Regions from separate parts of the Mus musculus genome. Here region 2 is linked to region 1. Evidence: chromatin loops called from intact Hi-C (ENCODE). Cell type or tissue: left cerebral cortex. All regions are shown on one strand. Links, peaks and the distances in the headings refer to the core of each region. The heading gives the core; the rest is flanking DNA. Region 1 has its middle 14 kb from the start of Gm32069. Region 2 has its middle 28 kb from the start of Sox5os3.

The links. Hi-C counts contacts between places; a loop is a spot of excess contacts. Peaks named below come from ENCODE experiments on the same cell type or tissue, not always from the same donor. Only the 100,000 strongest peaks of a DNase experiment are listed, where the experiment ranks them.
Region 2: it touches region 1 in a loop (2.5-fold over the local background); 7 of 42 quality-filtered maps call a loop at or near these places.

What each region holds. Positions count from the first base shown.
Region 1 is chr6:144,815,556-144,826,799 of GRCm38, forward strand. It overlaps the pseudogene Gm20124. Among named protein-coding and RNA genes, the nearest start is that of Gm32069, 14 kb to the left of the region's middle. In left cerebral cortex, for the core only: no CTCF peak of the experiment used is centred there; DNase peaks (open chromatin) are centred at 1,977, 2,657 and 6,057.
Region 2 is chr6:144,639,405-144,650,648 of GRCm38, forward strand. It overlaps a transcript of Sox5 not described here. Among named protein-coding and RNA genes, the nearest start is that of Sox5os3, 28 kb to the right of the region's middle. In left cerebral cortex, for the core only: a CTCF peak has its summit at 5,504; DNase peaks (open chromatin) are centred at 2,736, 3,389 and 5,504.

The sequences.
Region 1 (11,244 bases), core at 1,391-9,390:
AGTTTCCTACGAAAGAAAGATTTATTTTTAGTTAGATAACATAAAATATGTCACACACACACACACACACACACACACACACACACACACGCACACACCAACTGGGGAGCTGGCTTATTCTCTGGGAAACATTTATCAGCAAATGGTCCATTAACTTCTACTCAACTATGGAGATTTAAGGTCACTCACTGGGCATGACGGTCGGCTCTAACTTCCGATAAGTAGAATAAACAAACACCCACTCCAGTATAAACTAGTTTTACTTTCTCTCTTTGAGCTTTAAAAGCCAAGTTCTCCTTGCCAGCATCCCATGACTGTCTGTCCTTCATTATCTTGTCTACTCTACTTCTCAGTAAGGAGGTGCTGGAGTCCTCAGTGCCATATTGCTGACAAACAAGTTAAAGGATGCTGGAGATGGCTCTGGATAGCCCTTGATATCTTCACCTTCATCGGGTGAGGTTTGATTGACCCATGTAAATATATTTGAGGGACTGAGGGTGGCATGAGAACTAAGAAGGTGCACTGCTTTTGCAGAACACCTGACTTCATTCCCAGAATTATTTATGTCTGATTACATGTGTTTAACTATATTTTGAAATAAAGAAAAACAGGAGAAATCTCTCTCTCTCTCTCTCTCTCTCTCTCTCTCTCTCTCTCTCTCTCTGTGTGTGTGTGTGTGTGTGTGTGTGTGTGTGTGTGTGTGAGAGAGAGAGAGAGAGAGAGAGAGAGAGAAGATAGATAGATAGATAGATAGATAGATAGATAGATAGATAGATAGATAGATAGGTGTTGTATATATAATCCCAGTAAGGAGGCTAAAGCAGGAGAATTCTGTGACTTCAAGATGGCCTGGACATAGCAAGTATGAAGTAAGCCCAAATTACAGGATGAAATCTGTTCTTAACAACCCAACCCAACCAAAACCAACTCAACCTAATTCAACCCATTCCTATGGTGGAAATATATATATATATACACCCACACATATCCTGAGGTGTCTCATAAAATGAGGGCTTTTCTCCTTCCTGTAATAAATTTTCATGTTATTCTATTTATTTTCACATCTATTCAATAGACAGATGTAAGAGGGGGAGATTTGAAAACACTCTTAGGAAAAGTAAAACTGTCAGTTGCCCACCACATAAGCTGTAATATCCATGTAAGTCTGAAAACACTTACAAAGCAATGAAGACCTTTATCAGATATCATGAAAAGGGCTTGCAGTAAAGACATCCCCAAGTCACATACACACTTTAAGCGCACTTAGGATGTAGATGGTAAGAAAGACTGATGAGGTTGCATGAAATAAAAGATTAAATAGCAGCATAAGTAGATGGTATTGTACACTGCTATCATTGTTTCTCAGCTCATAAGACACTTACATTTACTTCCACCTTTGGGTTGGGTTGAGTTAAGTTAAGTTGGGGTTGGGTTGGGTTGGGTTGGGTTGGGCTGGGTTGGATTGGGTTGGGTTGAGTTAGGTTGTGTTGGGTTTGGGCTGGGTTGGATTGGATTGATTTGGGTTGGGTTGGCTTAGGTTTGGGTTGAATTGGGTTGATTTGGGTTGGGTTGGGTTTGGGTTGGGTCGTAATGGGTTGGGTTGCTGAGAGCAGATTTCATCCTGTAGTTTGGGCTTACAGGCCAGTCTTGAACTCATAGAAATCCTCTGCTTTTGCCTCCCTAGTGCTGAGATTATGGACATTTGGCACCATGCCTGGCTTTGCCTGTTTCTTTATCTGCAAAATGACAGTGCACCCTTCTTCTATCACAGAATTGGTAAAAGCAAAGTGGCCTCAAGTACCCATTCCTCAGTCCTTAAGACTGTCCTGTAGAGATGGGGAGTTAGATACTATAAATATTCATGGTAAAGTAGGAAGGTGGCCTCAGAGAAGCTGCAGGAATGTTGAGAAAGGATGTCAAGGCTCCACCCCCAGCTCTGTGTGCGGATAAAGCCATTATGCACAGACATATGGAAGCAGACAATGAAGCGTGACTAAGGGAAGTGGCTGAGCCATTTGCACTGAACAAGCCTTAAAATGAGTGCCTGCAAATAAGGAAGCAAAAGGAGGTGGAGTGCAAACTTAGCAGCAAGAGATGCGTTCAGACGCTGTGTGAGGGGCAGCAAGGTCAACAGTCTGTCACACAGGTTAAAACTGCTGTTCTGGAGTTGCACAATCAGAGCCTATGCTCAGAACAGTGCTGTGGTGAGGAGGTTCAGGATGGTCAGGAGAGGAGAAGGGACGGGGCTGCTGGTAATGTATGAGGTCAACTGACATGAAACTTAGAAGGGGTTCTAAAAAGCTAGAAGAAACATGGCTGACTGTGTAATGTGGGAAGTGAGAAGGATGGCTGGGGTGTAGAGTCAAAGGGGGTGCTGAGCTTTCTAGCTTGACCTCCAGCATATTTATAAAAATAGACAATGGGTTTGAAAGGGGAAACGAGGGGTTCAGTTTTGGGTTTGTTGAGCAAAGGCATCTTGCTATGTTGTACAACCTTTTGGGGAGACCCTGGCTTCTGCCACAGGAGCATTCCCTCTACCGTGCTTTGTAATGCCAAGTGAAATTTATGTTCAACTAATGCATGGGCTCTAGGCAATCCTGAGTTACCAGTGCCCACTTCCTCTTTTCGAAGCAGCTTTTGCACACAACCACCAGTTGTGGTGGAAGCCAGACATCTGTGGGCAGCATCAGTGCCCGTTTTAGGCAGCACTGTGGAACCTCGGAATGGGCACTGGCAAAGCTCTTCCCTTTTCTGTGTGTGGTCTTCTGCTCTGGGTGCCACCCCTGTATCAACATTCTGTCAGGTAGGGAGAGCTAGCCAGGGTCTCCCTCAATTCCCATCTCTGAGGAGAAGGTGTGGCACTAAGTAAGCGAATGGATGGGGCAAGGGCTTGATGACTGAGGGCAGTATCTGGCCAACTTATTTACTCTAAGAGTCTGGGTTCCACAGAACACACTGGCTAGCTAGATTAGCTGCATCCGTGAGCTCTGGATTCAAGTGGGAGACTGCACCTCGATATGTAATCTGATTGAAGAAAATATCCAGTGTCAACCTCTGGCCTTACATGCATGTGCATACCCATGTGCATCATATATATGCAAATATGCACACGCATGCATGCACACACATGCATGCACATACACACAGTAGCCATTTTAACCCGTTAAGCACATAGTTCCATTGTGGAGCACTTGTCTATAATACGCAAGGACCTGCGTGTCAATCCTCAGTAATATAAAAGTAAACAAATAAGGAAGAAAATAAATAAGCCATGTAGAAAAGAGGCCTGCACATTAATGGAAGGAAGTATTACAGATGTGTCTCATACTGCCACAGAATTTTGAGAACAAGATCATAACTTAGCACTTTAAATAAAATTATATCACACTAGCAATTATCCACTCGTGAGCCTCACTGGCTTGGGGAGTCATTCACAATTGGACGATACACTCTCACTCCTAGTAGTTAGCCATGACTGGATGAGAAGAAATGACCTTGTGCAGAAATAAGTTTCTGTGGAGAGGCTGGCAGGAGCTCGTGTGGGCCCAAACCATATGTGCACTGTCAAGGACTCTCTTCATAATCTGCAACCTGAACTGACTGGTGGTCTGGTGTGAACCTCCGGCTAGTGTGGCTCCAGGCGTGCGAGGAAGCTGCACGCTCCAGAGAGACCAGATCTTACAACGGGGACCACCAATATCACACCTTCGTTTGGCCTTCCCTTTGAGTTAATCATTAAGACGAGAGTCTTACGTGTATGTGCACACGTGTGTGCATGTTCACTGCTTCAGGACATGTGCAGGTTGAGTACATTGCACGCATATGCATAGGAACACAGGTGCTTTCCTCATTATGGAACTGATTGCTTGGATTACATGTGATCTCCTTTAGCATGGAGCTTTCCTGTGAGAATGGTCCCTGTTTAGGCCACACAGGTTGGCTCACTTTCTTAATCCCAGCACTCAGAAGGCAGAGGCAAGTGAATCTCCGTGAGTTCAAGGTGAGCCTGGTTTACTTAGTGAGTTCCAGAACAGCAGGGCCTGTTTAGGGAAACTCTGTCTCAAGAAAAGAAAAGAAAAGAAAAGAAAAGAAAAGAAAAGAAAAGAAAAGAAAAGAAAAGAAGAGGAGAGGAGAGGAGAGGAGAGGAGAGGAGAGGAGAGGAAAGGAAAGAGAAAAAAGAGAAGAAAAGAAAACAAAAGAAAACAAAAGAAAACAAAAGAAGAGGAGAGGAGAGGAGAGGAGAGGAATGGAGAGGAGAGGAGAGGAAAGGAAAGGAGAGGAGAGGAAAGAAAAGGAGAGGAGAGGAAAGGAAAGGAAAGAGAAAAAAAGAGAAGAAAAGAAAACAAAAGAAGAGGAGAGGAGAGGAGAGGAGAGGAGAGGAGAGGAGAGGAGAGGAGAGGAGAGGAGAGGGAAGGGGAGAGGAGAGAAGAGAAGAGAAGAGAAGAGAAGAGAAGAGAAGAGAAGAGAAGAGAAGAGAAGAGAAGAGAAGAGAAGAGAAGAGAAGAGAAGATTCTGCTCCTGATAACTCCTGAAGGAGGTTTTTTTATTTTGGCAACTCACTCCTATTGAGGCCTCTTTGCAACAATAAATAACAACATAAGTATATATTTAAAGAAAAGGTATAATGCTTACTTTTTTTAAAAAAAAATGAAAGTTAGGCATGGTGGCATGTGTCTATAACCCCAGATTTGGGAGGCTGAGACAGGAAGAGTGCTGTGAGTTTTCAGTGTCAGCCTGAGCTACACAATTCGTTTCAGGCTAGCCAGGGCTATATATGGAGACCCTGTCTCAAAACCAAGCAAAAACCAAGCAAAACTCTTTTGGAAGAGCCTACGCTATAACGGATAACAATATCATAAAACATAAAATCTAACGCACACAACAAATATATGTTTGAAAGGAGAGACAGAGACAGAGAGTCATAGAGAGGTTAAATGTGGGCCAACTACACCAAAGTGAAAGGCCCCCAACTTAGGGAAGGACCCAGCAGAGACAGGGAAGCTGTCCACACGAACCAACTTTCAGGGTAGAATATGCACCCTGAGTGGTGTCCAGGCATTAGAACCAGGTCTTTAAACTCATCATGCAGTTGTATCTGTTTGAATGAAAGAAGAAAGGATCAACCCCCACTCCCCAAAAATGGTCCACTCTTTGGTCTACAAGTTGGCAATGCAGCCATCTCAACCACAAACTGCTAGTCTCTATCAGACCCAAACAGCCTAAAGCAGAGGGACCTTGCTCGATTTTTCTCCTCTTCCCCGTGTGTGGTCCCCCTGAAGCATGGTAGCGTTGAGTCACACGTTTGGGTCCTGAAGCCCTCAGTGTTCTCTGTGGCCACCATGCTTATCAGGCGATTGCCTGGATGAGCTGCCATCCGACTCAAGAGGAGATGGGTTCTGTACCTCACTGGCTCACCATGCAGGCTGACTGGATGCCATTCATTGTAACTGCGGTGTTGGTGTGTGGAGATGCTGTTCGAGTGATGCTTCAAGGGAGAAAAATGTCTGAGAAAGGCCGAGACAGTAACATTTCCTCAAGTCTACCAGGACTCCACCCTCCACAGTCTTCAGAATTAGTTTTAGTGAACATCGTCTAACTTCCTAATTTGCTGGCTGCGTGTTTCTTATTTTATTAAGCAGATATTTTTAACCCAGGTGCTATTTTTAACCCAGGAGCTATTTAAAGCATCGAGATAGACCAAGGGTGGAAAATCACTACCAGAACGCTGGGTTGTCAAACACCAACATAAAAAAGGCATCTTATTTCTCTGTTTTGGTTCTTCCTTCAAGGGATCATACAGCAAGGGCTCACCTAACTTTTCAGAGACTTTGACAGTGTCCCTGCTAGGTCAGGACAGGTGGGATGTGGCCGCCTTCCCGGGGTCATCAGATTAGGAAACCATTCATGTTTTCTTGTGGGATTGTATGCCCACCTCAAAATTAAAGTAAAAGACATGAAGTTAGGAAAGCAATTTCTCATCCCCATGAGTCATAGCCAACATGGTCTGACTAAAGCACAGCCACTCATGGATCTAGATCCTTTCCCAACACTGTTTTAAACAGTCTAGAGCATCCTGCCTTTCCGCTCAGTGTAAAGGCTGGGATGTCTCATAATGTCTCCAACACACCCAACACCTTGATTTAAAAGCTCTCAGCATTATTTCTTCAGGGGCATGAGTGGCATTGCTAGCCTGTGCCAACCTCTGGGTGCTTGTTGACTAACTCTGTTTAGAGTTCCGGGGCTGGTTGGCTTAACTCTTGGTTGGTGTGGAGCCTTGGCTGAACAGCAGCCGTCACTAGGTACCTCACACGGTTTCTTTCTGGGCCCTGCTACCAAGCTTCGACTCTGAAGTCAAGTTCACAGGGCTAGGTCCTACAGCTGAGCTCAGCTACAATCAAGAGAGAGAGAGAGAGAGAGAGAGAGAGAGAGAGAGGGAGAGGGAGAGGGAGAGGGAGAGGGAGAGAGAGAGAGAGAGACAGAGAGACAGAGAGACAGAGAGACAGAGAGACAGAGAGACAGAGAGACAGAGAGAGAGACAGAGAGACAGAGAGAGAGACAGAGAGAGAGAAACAGAGAGAGAGACAGAGAGAGAGACAGAGAGAGAGAGACAGAGAGAGACACAGAGAGAGAGAGACAGAGAGAGAGACAGAGAGAGAGACAGAGAGAGAGAGACAGAGAGAGTGAGACAGAGAGAGTGAGACAGAGAAAGAGATCTAGGTGGGCAGGGGCTGGGAAACTGCCAGTTCATTCTCTATGATGTTCTTGTTGTTGTTATTGTTGTTGGTGATGATGGTGGTGGTGGTGATGATGGTGATGTTGTTGTTTCTTTTCCTCTCTTTCAGCTGTTTCTGCATCTGTTTCCACAATGGGTTTGTTTTCTTAATTGTCTTGTTACCTCCTGAAATAGGACCATCAATAAAGAAAAGTGGGTTAAGACTTGGCCTGGGCAAGATGGAAGGGTTTTTGCAGGCCCCATTTGTTACTGTTGCTTTTTTTATATTATAGCTGTTCCCACTGGCACTAATTCAGTATTGTATTTAGGTTTTGTGAGCATTGGATGGAGAGGTTTAATTAAAAACAGTCTTGAGGAACAGCCGCTGACCAGACCCCAGCACTTGCAGGGCCTCCTCTTCCAGTCGCTCCACACCCTGGTTCCTTTATCACTTCATTATCTCAAGTCCAATGTTGACTCGGTCGATTTCCTGTTTGAGTCTGAGCCAATCCCTTGAAGTTATTTCAGTATCGTAGCACGGACAGCACAAGGTTCCCCGGGAACGTTACCACCGTTTACCATTTTCTCTATTGTCTCTTTCCTTCCTAATGACAAGCGCAGGGAGGTATTTCAAGCAGGCACTTAATAACCCGGGTGCTTTCGATGCTCTAACTGTGACCACTGGCCAGCGCTGATAGTAACGGATCTGCAGAAGTGTTCAGACATTCCGTGCACACGCAGGTACCTTGGAGGAATTTTTATAGGAAGACTTCGGTCAAGGCACCACTTTCCCTGCTGTATTTGTATCCTTAGCTTTTCCATCCCTCGTAGCTCTGTCTTGAAATACCAGCAAACAACCTGAACAGGGGCTTTCTGTTTCACTAACACAGCCGATAAAACGGAGCCAAAAGGGTTGATGGAATATCCTTCAGGAATAGCCGTCCTGGAAGTGAGGACAGCTCAACACTTCGGCAGTGTGAAAGTGGGGGGAAAAAAGTTCATTTTTGTTCAGCCTCCTCATCTTATATCTGAGAAAACTGGGGGCCGGAAAGGCTATGTAATCTGTCTGGAATTGCCCATTTAGTGAGAGCTGTGATTTCTAAGGGGACATCCACCTTGTTCTTTTTAAGATTTTGTGTTTATTTTCAACTACGTGTATGGGATACATACACATGAGTGCGAGCATAGTGCCCACAGAGGCCACACAGGTGCCGAGAGCCGAGCTCACATCCCATGAAGAGCAAAAAGTGTTCTTAACTACCTGCCTTTTAAGACAGAGTCACTCACTAGAACCTATGGTTCCTGGACTAGGCTAGGCTGCCTGTCCAGAGAGACCCACCAGGATCTTCCTCCCTGGTATGGGATTCCAAATGCAGGCTACAATGCCTGGCTTTAGGGTACAGCGTATGGCTTTTTAAATGGGTGCTCATGCTTTTGTGGCAAGCTTTTTAACCGACTAAGCTGTGTTCTCAACCTCTTTAAACTTTAAGCCTCCAATTTTATTTTATGTGTGTTCTTTGACAAATTTGAAGCATCGACTGAAATACATCGTTCCTCATTATTCCCAAGCCCCTCCCCCATGCCCCTCTGCGGCCAATCCGCTCCCTGCCCTGGATGAGGACGCTGCCTGTCTGTTTTCTTCCATTGCAGTTTATCTTTTCTAGATGTTGGTAAATGTGGCTGTCTTGCAGTTTGTACTTTCATGTTTGACATTTAAAAACTCATCTTTTATATATCAGTACTGATGTAGGGGTTCTGAGAACAACACGACCTTTCATGACCCATCCGGATGAGAGCCAGGACCTAAGATGCTGGACACTCACAGTCATCAAAGACTGACTTGACACGGGAGCATCAAGCTTGCTGTGGACTCGTGAGAATACGCAAAGCAGAAGCAGGCATAGTAGGAAATATTACGGATAAGTGAAAATGGGAGTGACGTGAAAATTTTTAAAAATTGAAAAAATTTCCAAGCGTTGGGAAGGGTTTCTAGAGGGAAAAGGTCGCTGATATTGCTTTGTCTAAGGTTTCACACAGCATGGGCTGAGTAACCTGTCAACTGGATAAGTCTCTGTACTAACGTGGGCTGAGCCAATGGAGGGCCCGCATGCTCATGCACGTGCCCCGCACCCGCACCCGCCCCCATCCCCATCCCCACCCCCACCCAAAGGCTGAGGTGCCCTGTGCTGCTCTCTCCTCCCCCACCCCACCCCACCCCACCCCCTACCCTAGCCTCCCACCCCGCTGAGCTCTGCCTTGACTCTGCTAGCTGGAGGCCTCGGTTATCTGTCGTTAGTTAACAGGCTGGAGCTGCTAGCCCTGACCTCACAGGATCCCCAAAGCCACCAAGAAGCGGTGACTGTGTTCTTGGTGCCTGTCTGGGACTCTCCAGGGTCTGTTTCCTGAACTGCAGCAGGTCCCTAGGAACCGTGGTTACTTTTAACGCGTTCCATTCTAGCTTTATTAGAAGCAACATAAGAAGCAGGAATACGTGATAAGCATCCGTGCCTAGAACGGGTTTTAACAGAGAAAGCTATAGAAGAAGCCAGCCAGCCCAGACCATCAGCGCTGCTTGGCTATCTCATATCCAGCTTCGGGTGACTTTGTCTCTCACGCTTGGTGCCCCTGGCAACACTGTTTTAACCCTTCCATTCCCATATTTTCCCTCATGTCCATCCCCACTGTTGCGCATATGTGAGTGACTATCTTGGTTCCTTTACCTACTGCTGACTTCCTGTGTGCTGCTGCCTGCCTGCTGTTTATGTATTGGTCATTTCCTTTTAATTAAAAACATACTATTTTACTCTATGTATTTTTTATTTATTTACTGTATGTAGGAACCCATGAGTACATGTCCCCACACCTACACATACAGAGTCAAGGGGACAGTTTTAGAAAGTTGGTTCTCTTCTTCCACATGTGGTCCTGGGAATCGGACTCCGGTCATCAGGCTTACAGCAGATGCCTTTGTCTGCTGAACTATCTCGCCAGTCCCAACATTTGTGTTATCTTTATTTATTCAGTGTGTGTGTGTGTGTGTTAGTAGTACATGTACCATGGCACATGAGTGTGGGGTATATGTATGTGTGTGTGTTTATGTTCATAGTACATGTACCATGGCATACATGTGTGCGGTGTTTGTGTGTGAGTATGTTATAGTAGTGCATGTACCATGGCACATGTGTGTGGGGTATATGTATATGTGTGTTTATGTTAGTAGTGCATGTACCATGGCACACATGTGTGTGTTAGTAGTGCATGTCCCATGGCACACGTGTGTGTGTTAGTAGTGCATGTCCCATGGCACACGTGTGTGGGGTATATGTGTGCATGTGTGTGTTTATGTTAGAAGTACATGTACCATGGCACACATGTGTGTGTTAGTAGTGCATGTCCCATGGCACACGTGTGTGGGGTATATGTGTGCATGTGTGTGTTATGTTAGTAGTACATGTACCATGGCACACATATACCCCACACACATCAGTTCTGTCCTCCTACATGGTACTCCATGAACTCAGGCCACCACGGGCATCCTTAGTGACTGAGCCATTTCAGCAGCTCCCCCACCTGTCCTATAGCAGTGTTTCGTTGTATAACATGTTCTGTTGGTCCACCCCACTGGCTCTTTCCTGCTTATGGTCTTTATCAACACATGATGCCATGACCGGGTGCCATGAACATCTTCCTGAGGTCATGGGCTTCCAGTTCTCTTCAATGAAGACTTAAGAATGGAATGACGTCGAGACTCGAGCCCCGGGCTACCTTGCCAGCAGAGTCTTGCCCAACACCCGCAAGGGCCCACACGGGACTCCCCATGGGACCCTAAGACCTCTGGTGAGTGGAACACAGCGCCTGCCCCAATCCAATCTCGCGGAACTTGAGACTGCAGTACATAGGGAAGCAGGCTACCCGGGCCTGATCTGGGGCACAAGTACCTTCTGCTCGACTCGAGCCCCGGGCTTCCTTGCCAGCAGACTCTTGCCCAACACCTGCAAGGGCCCACACGGGACTCCCCACGGGATCCTAAGACCTCTGGTGAGTGGAACACAGCGCCTGCCCCAATCCAATCGCGCGGAACTTAAGACTGCGGTACATAGGGAAGCAGGCTACCCGGGCCTGATCTGGGGCACAAGTCCCTTCCGCTCGACTCGAGACTCGAGCCCCGGGCTACCTTGCCAGCAGAGTCTTGCCCAACACCCGCAAGGGCCCACACGGGACTCCCCACGGGACCCTAAGACCTCTGGTGAGTGGAACACAGCGCCTGTCCCAATCCAATCGTGGGGAACTTGAGACTGTGGTACATAGGGAAGCAGGCTACCCGGGCCTGATCTGGGGCACAAGTCCCTTCCGCTCGACTCGAGCCCCGGGCTTCCTTGCCAGCAGAGTCTTGCCCAACACCCGCAAGGGCCCACACGGGACTCCCCACGGGATCCTAAGACCTCTGGTGAGTGGAACACAGCACCTGCCCCAATCCAATCGCGCGGAACTTGAGACTGCGGTACATAGGGAAGCAGGCTACCCGGGCCTGA
Region 2 (11,244 bases), core at 2,235-10,234, 180 kb before region 1:
GCTAAACCAACCAACAGCTGGAGGGGATGTCTGCTCAGCTCTCCACCCCCACAGGAGAAGTCCACCAAAAGACCAACTTGAAGCTGAGCTTCTGGAAGCCTGTGGCAGCACCCTCCCTCTGCTGGCTTCCCAATGCTCATCCCACCCACCCCACTTCACTCCCTTCATGCTCCACAGAAAATGCTCTCTACATGAATTTGGGTCTTGAGGCAGCTTGGAAAGTGTTAGCAAATACATTCTGTTAAATTTCGAGTTATAGAATCTGGGTTTTTTTGTGTGTGTGTGTGTGTGTGTGCGTGGGGAGGGTTGTTTTATCTTTTTGTTGTTTCTGATTCTCTCTCTCTCTCTCTCTCTCTCTCTCTCTCTCTCTCTCTCTCTCTCTCTCTCTCTCACCACATTGTAGTTCTTTTTTAATGCCTCTGAGACAGCTGACACACCAGGGGGACCATCTGCCAGCCATAGGGTTACCTGCCATGGGCTTTTACAGTTTCAATTACAAGGTAATCCATGTGGGAAGTGGCTGGTTACAAGATTAACAGGTGAAAACAAAACAGGAGACAGAAGGGAGGGTACATCAAGATCCTACAGGGCCATAGCTGCTCACTTCAAAATGATAATGAGAAAAAACCTTTAGAGAAATAGTAGTTACATTGTGTCTTTGGAGGAGACACATCAAAGAGCTGTGGTCTGGATTCTATAGTTAACTGTCCTAGACCCAATGACCCTGCCAACAGCACCTGGGTGTGAACCCCTCCACATTTAGAGAGTGTTCTGAGCAAGTATGTTTCATGTGCACCTCTCTAGATGATTTGACCGACTGCATCTTCATGCTTTGAGCCCCATCAGAGCTTTGAGGTCCACAGCCATGGGAGAACACACTGCACAACCTGCTCTTCTAGCCCGTGGGCGAGCTCAAAGCTGCCAGTCACTGCCTTTGTCAGTTTATCCTTTCTTTCTTCTTTCGTGGGTTTTCCTCTTGCTATTGCTGTTTGTTGTTTTGAGATGAGGTTTCTGTCACTAACTCAGACTAGCCTCTTACTGTGTAGCCTAAACTGGCCCAAACTTATGGTGGTCCTCCTATCTCAGCCTCTGAAAGGCAGGGATAACAGATATGAGACCACAGGCCTAGCATATTTCATGAATTCCAATGCATTACTTGCTCTGAGTTTTGCCATTTTCTGCAAACATGGGGCAAGCACAGCTCTTTAAAATGAGTTTAGGTGTTACAAATCACATTTCACCAGAACAGAAAATATCTGGTTTAGTCAGCCTTTACTGGAACTCAGCTATCTAAGTTAGCACTTTCAGGTCACTGGGCTGCCCATGAGACATGGGGCTGAATGACAAGGCTGTGAGTCACACGGACTTTCATCCCCCAGTCTTCCCTTTGAGAGAGGGCTGAATTGACAGTGAACACTTGAAGTCACCATGCAATGGGAACTAAAACCCAGGTCTCCAAACCCTGGCCCAGAGCTCCTGAGTCTCCCGGGCAGCCCTCTAGGTTTCAGCTTCATGCAGACTAAGGCAGACACTAAGGTGACGCTATCAAACAGTGGCCAAGAAGACACAGATGAAGATGAGTAAATGACTATCTCTCAATTATACACTGGGTGGCTGGCCATGAGCCACACACAGGGCAGCCGTGTGCCACACATCAGGTAACTGTGTGCCACACACGTGGATGGCTGTGTGCCACATATCGTGTAGCCGTGTGCCACTCAGGGATCTCTTACAGCGATTCACTTGTTTTCTGAAACTCGGTCTCACCATGTGGCCACATTTCTCTGAATCTCACCATGTTGACCCAGCTAGCCTGGCACAGCAGGGTTCTCTGTTCATCCAGGGTTAGGCTTAGAGTAGTGTGTCACCATGTCTGGCCCATGCACTGCCTCATGGTAAACATCAGAACTCACGGTGTCTGAAGAAGATAGTCTGAAAGGTTTAGAAGATTGCTTAAGATCACAAGATAGCAAAGGACCAGAGTCAGGATTTAACGCCGGGGATGTCCCAGAAACAAAGCAAACTGCGGTTAGAGGCGTAAAAGTGAAATTCTCTCCATAATTTACTTGCTTTTCCCAGCCTCCCCCTTACTGGAGGCTCCAAACAGCCTTCCTTCACACATAGAAAATATGTAGGAGAATGGTAACCCTAGCCTATTCCATGTGTCCCCATCCCACAGTGCCTCACGCCATGTTATCTCTGGCTGTGAAGTCCCTCTTCCATCGATGTTCTTATCTCCCCCATGGTCATGATCCATTCCCCTCAGCGCTTATGAAATGAAACGCTTACTCAGCTTCCCTGGAAGTCATTAGCACTTTCAGGAAGCCTTCCCGCAGGACCCAGTGTCCTCCAGGGCAGTTGATTTGTCGTCCTCTGTTACTGCCTGAACTTTAAAACCACCTATGTACACAATGATTAAATGCATGATTTAATTTTATACATTGAATTTTCACATTCAAATATTTATAAGCCACCACTTCTTCACGCAGAGAGAGAGGCCTGCAGGTATGTGCGGATACATGTGTGTGTGTGAGCAGGCAGAGGCCAGAAGTCACTGTTGAATGCCTTCCTTAGTCAACGTCCCACTTGATTTCTTGGGGCAAAGCCTCTCACACTGAACTCAGATTTCACCAGTTTGGCAAGATCAGCAAGTTCCCAAGTGTTCTCCTGCCTCTGCCTCCACAGCTGGGATTGCAGGCATGCATATTTATAACCAGCTGCTGTGGGGTTATGAGTGAGTGCTAGGGAGCTGACCTCATGCTTGCAGGACACACAGGCTACTACTGACTACGTTATCTCCCCAGCCAGCAGTATCTGGGGAAAGCTCCTGGACAGTTGGTTACCTACCATGCCTATCCTGTTAGCAATGTACTTGAGACGGTTGTCACAGAAATCCTCAACTGCTACTCAATGGGAACCTTCTGGGGGGCTCTTGTGCTGTGACTGCCACGTTCTGACTTTCACAGGAACTTTCTGCTTCAGCCTGTTCCAGCAAAGGAACAGTTCCTATAAAGAGCAACCTCTTGACCCTGCATCGTAAAGAAGTGTGCCTAACCAATATTGATAGATCATTCATGTACATAGATTTGAATTGTCTGCAGGATTTAAAAGGTCACTTGAACCCTCCTGGGGATGGTAGACATCTCCACTCTCTTTACGAGTCCCCTTCAAAGTGTGAGATTACATCTGTGGGGGTATAGAATAAATACATACACTATGGTTAAGGTTTTTGATGGCTGAGATGTAGGGTTTTTGTGAGGATTAATTGGGTGCAATCTTTCATCTGCGTCTATTCAGCGTGTGTACCGTATATGAGCTATGCATCCAAGGACAGCTGCCATCCTATTTACAGCCCCATCTAAAAACAGCAACATTAAATCCATCTTCCATCTCTCTGAGGTCTTTGCAAGCGCAGAATCAACTCAGATGTTCTGTTTTAGAGCAAAATACATGAGGTGTGAATGTGTGTAACAGTAAAAGACTAACAGGCAGGGATGCACGCTGGTGGAAGTGGCCACCGGGGCTTGATAAAACATCCCTGCCTTTCCTAGTTCAGGAAGAGGCGAGGAAAAGAAACTAGAGAAAAACATCAGGGGGCAAATTAAAAAGGTGGGTCGCAGTGCCCACCCACCCCCATGCAGAAGGCTCAGAACCCAAATATTGATTTTTCAGGCCTTTTGATGCTGGCTGTGGAGACTTGGGACTAGACTGAAAGACGAATGACTGAGGTATGAGCTAACAGACCTCCCAAACCCTGCTCTGCAGCCCAGACTTCTTCAGGGTGAGTTAAAAGTGATCTTTCAGGTTGAGAAAGAGGGGAAAGCTGTGTGTTGGTTATCTGTTGGAACACTGCACATGAAACCCTTTAACGCAAACTCATGTAAATTTGATGACTATTATCAGAAGAGGCAAAACTCTTGATTTTATAACCAAACTATGACTAATCCTTCTGACTGATCCGAACAATCCTAGAACATTCATTCCAGGCATCAATCTTCCACTCCATGTCTCTGAGATACACACTCCTGTTTCACCAAGCCTCAAGTCCACTTTTCAAAAGTCAGCGTGAAAATCAGACATAGCAAGAAAAGAGAAGGCTGCTTCGTTGCCAGGATGGATGATCAAATTTGCTCTTTAAAAAACAAATAAACAACGAGTTTGCTCATCAGGTATTAAGACTGTTATTAAGCAAGCCACCCTTCCAAACACATTGGGAAGCCCGTGGGAAAGTGCCACTTTGAATTGTAGCCACGGCACAGGACATTGGAAGGCTACCAAGGTTTAAACATAAATGCTATGAATTCCTAGCTGTGTGGCCTCAAGGAAAATGCGACCATTCTGTGCTTTATCCACATAGTGACAAGGAACAGCAAGACAGTGTGTGTCAAGTTACTAGGACATGGTATGCCATGTGACAGACAAATATTGCCGGCCTGGCTCTCAGTGAGTTAATGATTAAAAGTCAGCTTCTTTTTCCCCCCTCAGGTGGAAATGAGATGGCAGAGTTCTGTAAAAGCTTCTGCAATGGAAATAACAAAGAATGGTTTATTTACTCTACGCTAGAACCTGAGCAAGTTACTTTACCTAAGTGAAAATACGCATGCATGTGATGCTCATGTATGTGTATATATGTAAGTACGTACGTGCATGCACACACATAACCATGCATTTGCTATTATACGTGAGTACATCGCCCTCCAACTGAAAACTGGAGTCTGGTCACACGGTCTGTCTTCTGGATTGTGCAGGGTCCGAAAGAGATAAGCCCGCCGGTATGACTCTGCCAGCACATCCCTCTATATTATTGTATTTATAACAAAGTAAACAAAGTGAGACATGCATCAGGATAACATCTAATCACACAGATCATACGCGTGCCACAGTTTGTCAGAAGATGGCTTAATGAAGGGGTAGAAACGCAGACAAGACTGATGCTTGCTACTGGAATGTTCATCTATTCCATGAGTAACATTGCTGAGATTGAAATTACTGCTTGTCATATTTTCATATGTGAAATTTGAATTGAGAAAAAAAAATCAATGACAGACCCAGAGGTGAGCGTACTACTGTCATTTTGCTAAGTGGACATGGTATCAAACTGCTCTCTACATTCATATCCCTATACTATACAGGGTAGCTCTCTGGCCCCATCAGGGAAACCTGTTTGTGTAGCAGATGGTGGTGATTACTGCAGAGACTCACAATTCACGGAAGTATAGAGAATGACTGAGTATGTGGTGTGTGTGTGTGTGTGTGTGTGTGTGTGTGTGTGTGTGTGTGATGTGCTGTGGGTGGGTGGGGGTGCTTAGCCAGCACAGGGCCTCCACCAAGGCTCAGGGACCATCTGAGGAGACAGAAAGACTGAAATAGCTGGAGGTCAGGGAGGACCAGAGCAAAACATCGTCCTCTGGATGTGAGCAGGCAGCTGTACTCAGGGTCTCACAGCAGCTGTGGCTGTTGCACAAGAAGAGCAAGCCAGTAGATGCTAGCTGCAGTTCCATGCTAGAACTGCAGGGGGCCCTTGGATCCCTACTCCTAACTGAAGATCTGCGGACATTGCTGGCTGCTGGGACGGGAGAGCTGTTTTCTTTAAGGGTGTGGGTCCTGTTAGGCCTACCATGTTCCATTGACTGGCCCCACGTCCAGAAGTATATTGGCAGTGTAAGTTGGAGTGGATGGCTATTAAATTAAAAACAAAAAGGAAGGGGAAGGACATGGGGTGGTTCTTTGAGGGGTTAATTTGAGGGTTAATATGATTAAAATGTATAAAATTCTCTAACAAATACAAATATTTATTTTAAAAAAATCAGTGTGATTTCCCCCATTATCTGAACCCATTGGCAGATCTGTTAGTGTGTGTGTTACTCTGAAATTTGCATTATCATCAACCATTGAATTACTGAAGGGCATCTTCAAGGCTCAGTGTAGTATACACCAATAATCTGTTGAAACAAATGCCCAAAGTTGGAGAACTGACAATGTAGAAAGTGCACGTCTCTGAAAGAAATAGGATTCACAGTCTTTGTCGTCAGATGCCCAAAAGTCAAGTCTTTCTCATTATTAACCCTGAGCATTTGCTGACTGGTGGAGCTTCCAAAGAGTCTCTCTTCAAATGGTTATAAGGCACTTGAGTACTTATAAAACATGGCCCATCCACACCTTTATTATTGCTGAGACAATCGTGCATTTTCAAAACTAGCATAAAGATGTAACCACTGCCACATTATACTTAAGGAGATTCCAAATCCGTCTGTTTTTCTGGATGAGTATGCTTATTAAAGTTAAGCACATGGATAAAATTAAAATAAATATCAACTATATGAAATTAGAGTAAGATTAAAAACTATGGGAGACACTGCCCAGTTACCTTTTTGTGCTGAGGACAGGGCTATGTCATGTTGCCACCAACAAGTTGTAGGAGTTACAAAGTCCTTTTCCAGTATTTCAGTTTGCATTACTGAGAAATAACCAAGGAAGTCTTTGTGTGACTGCAGAGGGATCCGTCTTGCATGTAACTTATTTCCAGTGACAATCACAAAGTGAAACTGGATAAACATCGCCAGTGGCTGCCTTGCCTATGCCAAGACATCGAGCAGGATGGTGAAGCCTTGCTTCCGGTCAGCCTGCCAAAGTTCTGAGCTCAAGACCTCACCATGAAAAGTTGAAAATAGCCAACTGAATACATCAGAAGGTCCTTTATGTATGAGAGTGCCATAAAACTGTTATCATTTTATATTGGAATTAAATCAAAATTTGACTCTGTGATAGAAGAGAATGTCACAGTATACCCTGTGGTGTATAACTGGTGCTGTGTTTTGCGTGTGATGGAAGACTTTGGCCTCCACGTGGACGTGTTGGTTTGGGGAGTTGAAGCTGCTCGTGGAGCTGTGACTGAGTTATGAGTTTGCATGATTTCAACCTTCCCTCTTCTCTCTCTCCTGCCATCCCATTCTCCCCTCCTCCTTCCCTCCCCCCTGTCCCCTCCTCCTTCCCTCTTCTGCTCTCCCCTCCTCCTTCCCTTCCCCTCTCTCTTTCCTGTCCTTCCCTTATCCCTTCCTCTGGTTTTCTCTTTCTTTCTTCTTTTTCATGAGTCAGAATCTCTCGATTTTAGCTTCAAGCTGTCCTTCACCTCAGAGCTCCTGCCTCTCCCTCCCAAGTGCCAAGTTTACTAACTGGCTTGTATTTTTTTAATTCTTCTATAATGATTCAGATGGTGAGTGTTTAGAAATCCTTCTTGAAGATTACGCATGTGCTTCAAAATGGAAGAGTAAGTGAGAAACGCAGATCTCTGAGAACAGAACACTAAGCCACAAAACACAGAAGCAAACTGTTCTGGTATCAGTTTAAGGCACACCCAGCAGATAGCAGGGGTTGAGAACTGACCAGATGGTTCTCAGATGGTAAAAAATGAGCAATCACAAAGTTGGCAACTACCTGCCCACTCCTCAATCAATGTATCCTAGCCATATACACTACCCTCCTACTCCTTAATCAGTGTATCCTAGCTGTATACACTACCCTCCTACTCCTTAGTCAGTGTATCCTATTTGTATACAGTACCCTCCAACTCCTCAATCAGTGTATCCTAGCTGTATACATTACCTGCCCACTCCACAATCAGTGTATCCTAGCTGTATACATTACCTGCCCACTCTCTCTGCCAGTGTATCCTAGCTGTATACACTACCCTCCCAGTCCTCAATCAGTGTATCCTAGCTGTATACACTAGGATACCCGCCCACTCCTCACTTACCTGCTGTCAGGTAACTAAGGAGACTGCCATAGAAGCATAAGACTTGTTTTTAAGTAATTGATTTTGCTTAATAATGACTGCAGCATGCATGAAATATGATATTGATAACTTCGGCATTCTAAAGAGAAACCTTAAAGTGCATCTTCATGAAAGGATAAAATTCTTCCCATTTAATAAGGAAGGTTATAAAAATATTAGTGGAGGTTGCTAAACCTACAGCAAGTTATTGCTGCTAACTGTTTATTGTGTTTAACTTACAAATTAAATTCTATTACAGGTACTTCTGGATAGCCAAGGGAAACTGTGCCCACAGAGCTCAGAAAGAGCTACAGGTCCATGTGTCCACCTGGGTCCCAAGACATTCCCTGAGGATAAATTCTTACATATTTCTATGTAAGAAGAAATAGCTGAATATCCTAGTTGTATGCAAACCCTTGACTTGGACTAATCACATAATCGGAATGTATAAGGAATCCTTTAAAAAATAGTTGCCTGAAAACACAAGTTGGGTAACTCCTGTGTTTGTGTGTAGGTGGGTACATGTATGTGTTTGTATGTAGGTGGGGACATGTATGTGTTTGTGTGTAGGTGGAGACATGTATGTGTTTGTGTGTAGGTGGGGACATGTATGTGTTTGTGTGTAGGTGGGGACATGTATATGTTTTAGGAAATGGGACACCAGCTTTGGTGCCACTCCTCAGGGCCACCCCTCACTTATTTTTGGAGACAGGGTCTCTTACTGGGCCTTGGAGACTTGCTAATTTTGCTAGGCTATAAGCCCAGGATCCAGCCAGTCCCCCCCAACCCCCTATGCTCCACCCCCCACTCTCCCTCCACCTCCTCACCTTCCCCTCTCCAGATTTTTTTTTTTTTTTACTTAAAAGGAACAATGACTTCCTGAGAGAGTACTATATGCAAAGAGGTTTTAAAAATCTGGGGGTGTGGGGGAGATCATGTCTGCTGATCTTGAGCATAAAACAAACATTCCTCTCCGCCACCCTAAGCTGTATATGTGACAGTGGGCTGGCCTCCTCCTATCTTGTTTGGCATTTATGCAATCCTCCTGCATTCCACCAAATCTCCCTCCTCCCTAAGCACATGGAATTCCTGACTCCCCTTAAGTATGTACAAATTACAACCTAGACCTTTCAAATCAAGCTTTGCTTTTCGACCCAGGAGTAGCTAGGAGAACAAGTATTTTCACTAGTTAATAGAATCCAAGCTTGCCTTTAGCACCTTTTACCACCAAAGTGTTGGTTTCCCCTCCCCCTCCCCTGTCTAAAGCGACCATGGCATTCTAGGACGGCCTGCTAGAGGCACAAGTTCACAGTAAGTTCAGAAGAAAGGAATGTTCAAAGAAAACCAAACCCATGGCATTATGGGTAGTGATAGGGAATGTTGACAAAACAATGATAAACAATGGGGGAAAAAAAAGAAATAATTAAGTGCTCTGAAGCCCTGTATCAGCATCTTCTGTGAAGTTTTTTAGGAAATTGTTTTATTGTGTGTGGTTTCATGGAGAGATACCAACCCAGCCTGGCAAGGAGCGCTCTGCCGGCGTAATAATTGTAAACTTTTTTTTTGTTGTTCTTGTAATAAAAAAGAAAACGGGCAAATATGTCTGCCTGAGATAAGACTTTCTGAAGAAAATATAATACATGGAAATCCTTTCTTGAAGTGCTTTGTGGATTTAAAGAGGTAGGAAACTTAAGACACTGGAGTTACAATAAACACTGGCGTCTAAACAAGGTGTGAAAAGTCGGACCATGCTCGTGCCTCTGCGGCTAGAGCAGGGGAGTGCCAGGAAAGAAAGGAAGCAGACACTACAGCCTATGAAGGCACCCCAGCAAAATCTCTGAGCTGCTGAGATGCACACAAGAGATGGCTTAATCCCCAGCTCCATACATAATGCAGTTCTGACTCTCAAACAGGCATGGCTCTGGCCACCCGCTGGGTCAGTTTCCGGGAGAGCACGCATCCATTTGAGCTTGGGCATTCCAATAGATACTAGCTAGATGCTTTGGAGTGGATGGGGTATGAAGAGCTCTGTTAACTTGTCATGATGGCATATGCCTTTCTCTAAGCGCTCTGCGCTCAGGCAGCAATGGAGGTAGGCAGATCTAGGCCAGCCAGATCCGCCCTAGTTCCGGATCAGCTGGGACTCCACAGTGAGACTCTATTTCATAGCCAACAACAAACAAATCAAAACCCTTCCTGGCATCTATAAACATCTGGGAGCAGAATCGATAAGAATTAATATGTGACGTGTTCAGGGTGGTTCCTATTAGGGAGAAAACCTGATTTTTAAACTTTAGGATGGGAGTCCTAAGCACATCAGACTGTGGGGGATCAGGAAACAGGTAACTTATTAGCAGGCGTGGAGGAGTAAATTCGAGGGCTCTAACATAGGAGCCATCCTATCATTTGGACGGAAATCAAGCCAGCCAGTGTGGCTGGCGGGGAGCAAGCCAGAGGATGGAAGTTTATAATGAGTCAAAGGGACCTGTGATTTCAGTCATTAGGAAGCTGAGGCAGGAGGATGGTGGATTTTGAGGTCAACGTTGGCTAAATAGTGAATTCTGGATTAGCCTGGGCTACAGTATAAGACCCTGTCCTAAAAACTAAGAAACAGAAAGAAAAAAAAAAAAAGGACTAAGAGGAGGCTAGACCCTTTGTTTGGAAAGAGGAGGGAAGCCTGGGAGAATTATTCATGATGTAACATGTGGTCGGCATTTGTTTCCAAGAATAATTATAATTTTTTTTTTTTACTTTTTAAGATTATGGAACATGTTTTAAAACATTTTTAGGCTCAAAATGAGTGTACAACATTAATAGTGGGGAAAGGGAACATAGAAACTACAATACTAAAATGTGACCACCACAAAATCACTTCCCTTTGCGGGACCCCCGAAGAAGCCACACCAATGCAGGGACTCCCCTTTACCACCAGTTGAAAAATCACTGACTGAATTCACATCGCCAGCCAGTGGGACTGTTTGCAAACGAGACCAACTGATCCTGTCATATCTCTAGGAGACAATTTACTTCTTTACATAAACTAGGTCCCTAAAGAGAAAACAAAGGACTGGTTCTGCTGCTGTCAGTCAAGTGTCTGTTTTGTTTGGCGCGTAAAGGGCTCTAGCAGGAGGGATATACTGTCGTATCTGAGAGATGTGTGCTGAGGAAGATCTGGTTGGCTATGGGAGGTTGGTTATGCTTGGCCTGGCAGGCGGCCCAAGCTACATAGTAGTCAATCTGGGCTCAAAGCAGACCATACTGACCATGATCAGGGTGACTGGCTGACACTCAAGTTTCCTTCAGTAGAAAAACTGTGTAGATGAAGCATAGAAGTCAGCTTTCCCGCTAGCTGACCTATGTGGCACTTCAGAGGATGGATACAAAAAAAATGCAGTGTCCTGCCCTTAAAGGAGAGCTTTGCTCGTCCACGTTACAAATGCATCCCATTAATTTAGCATCCAGGGAAGGAGAGA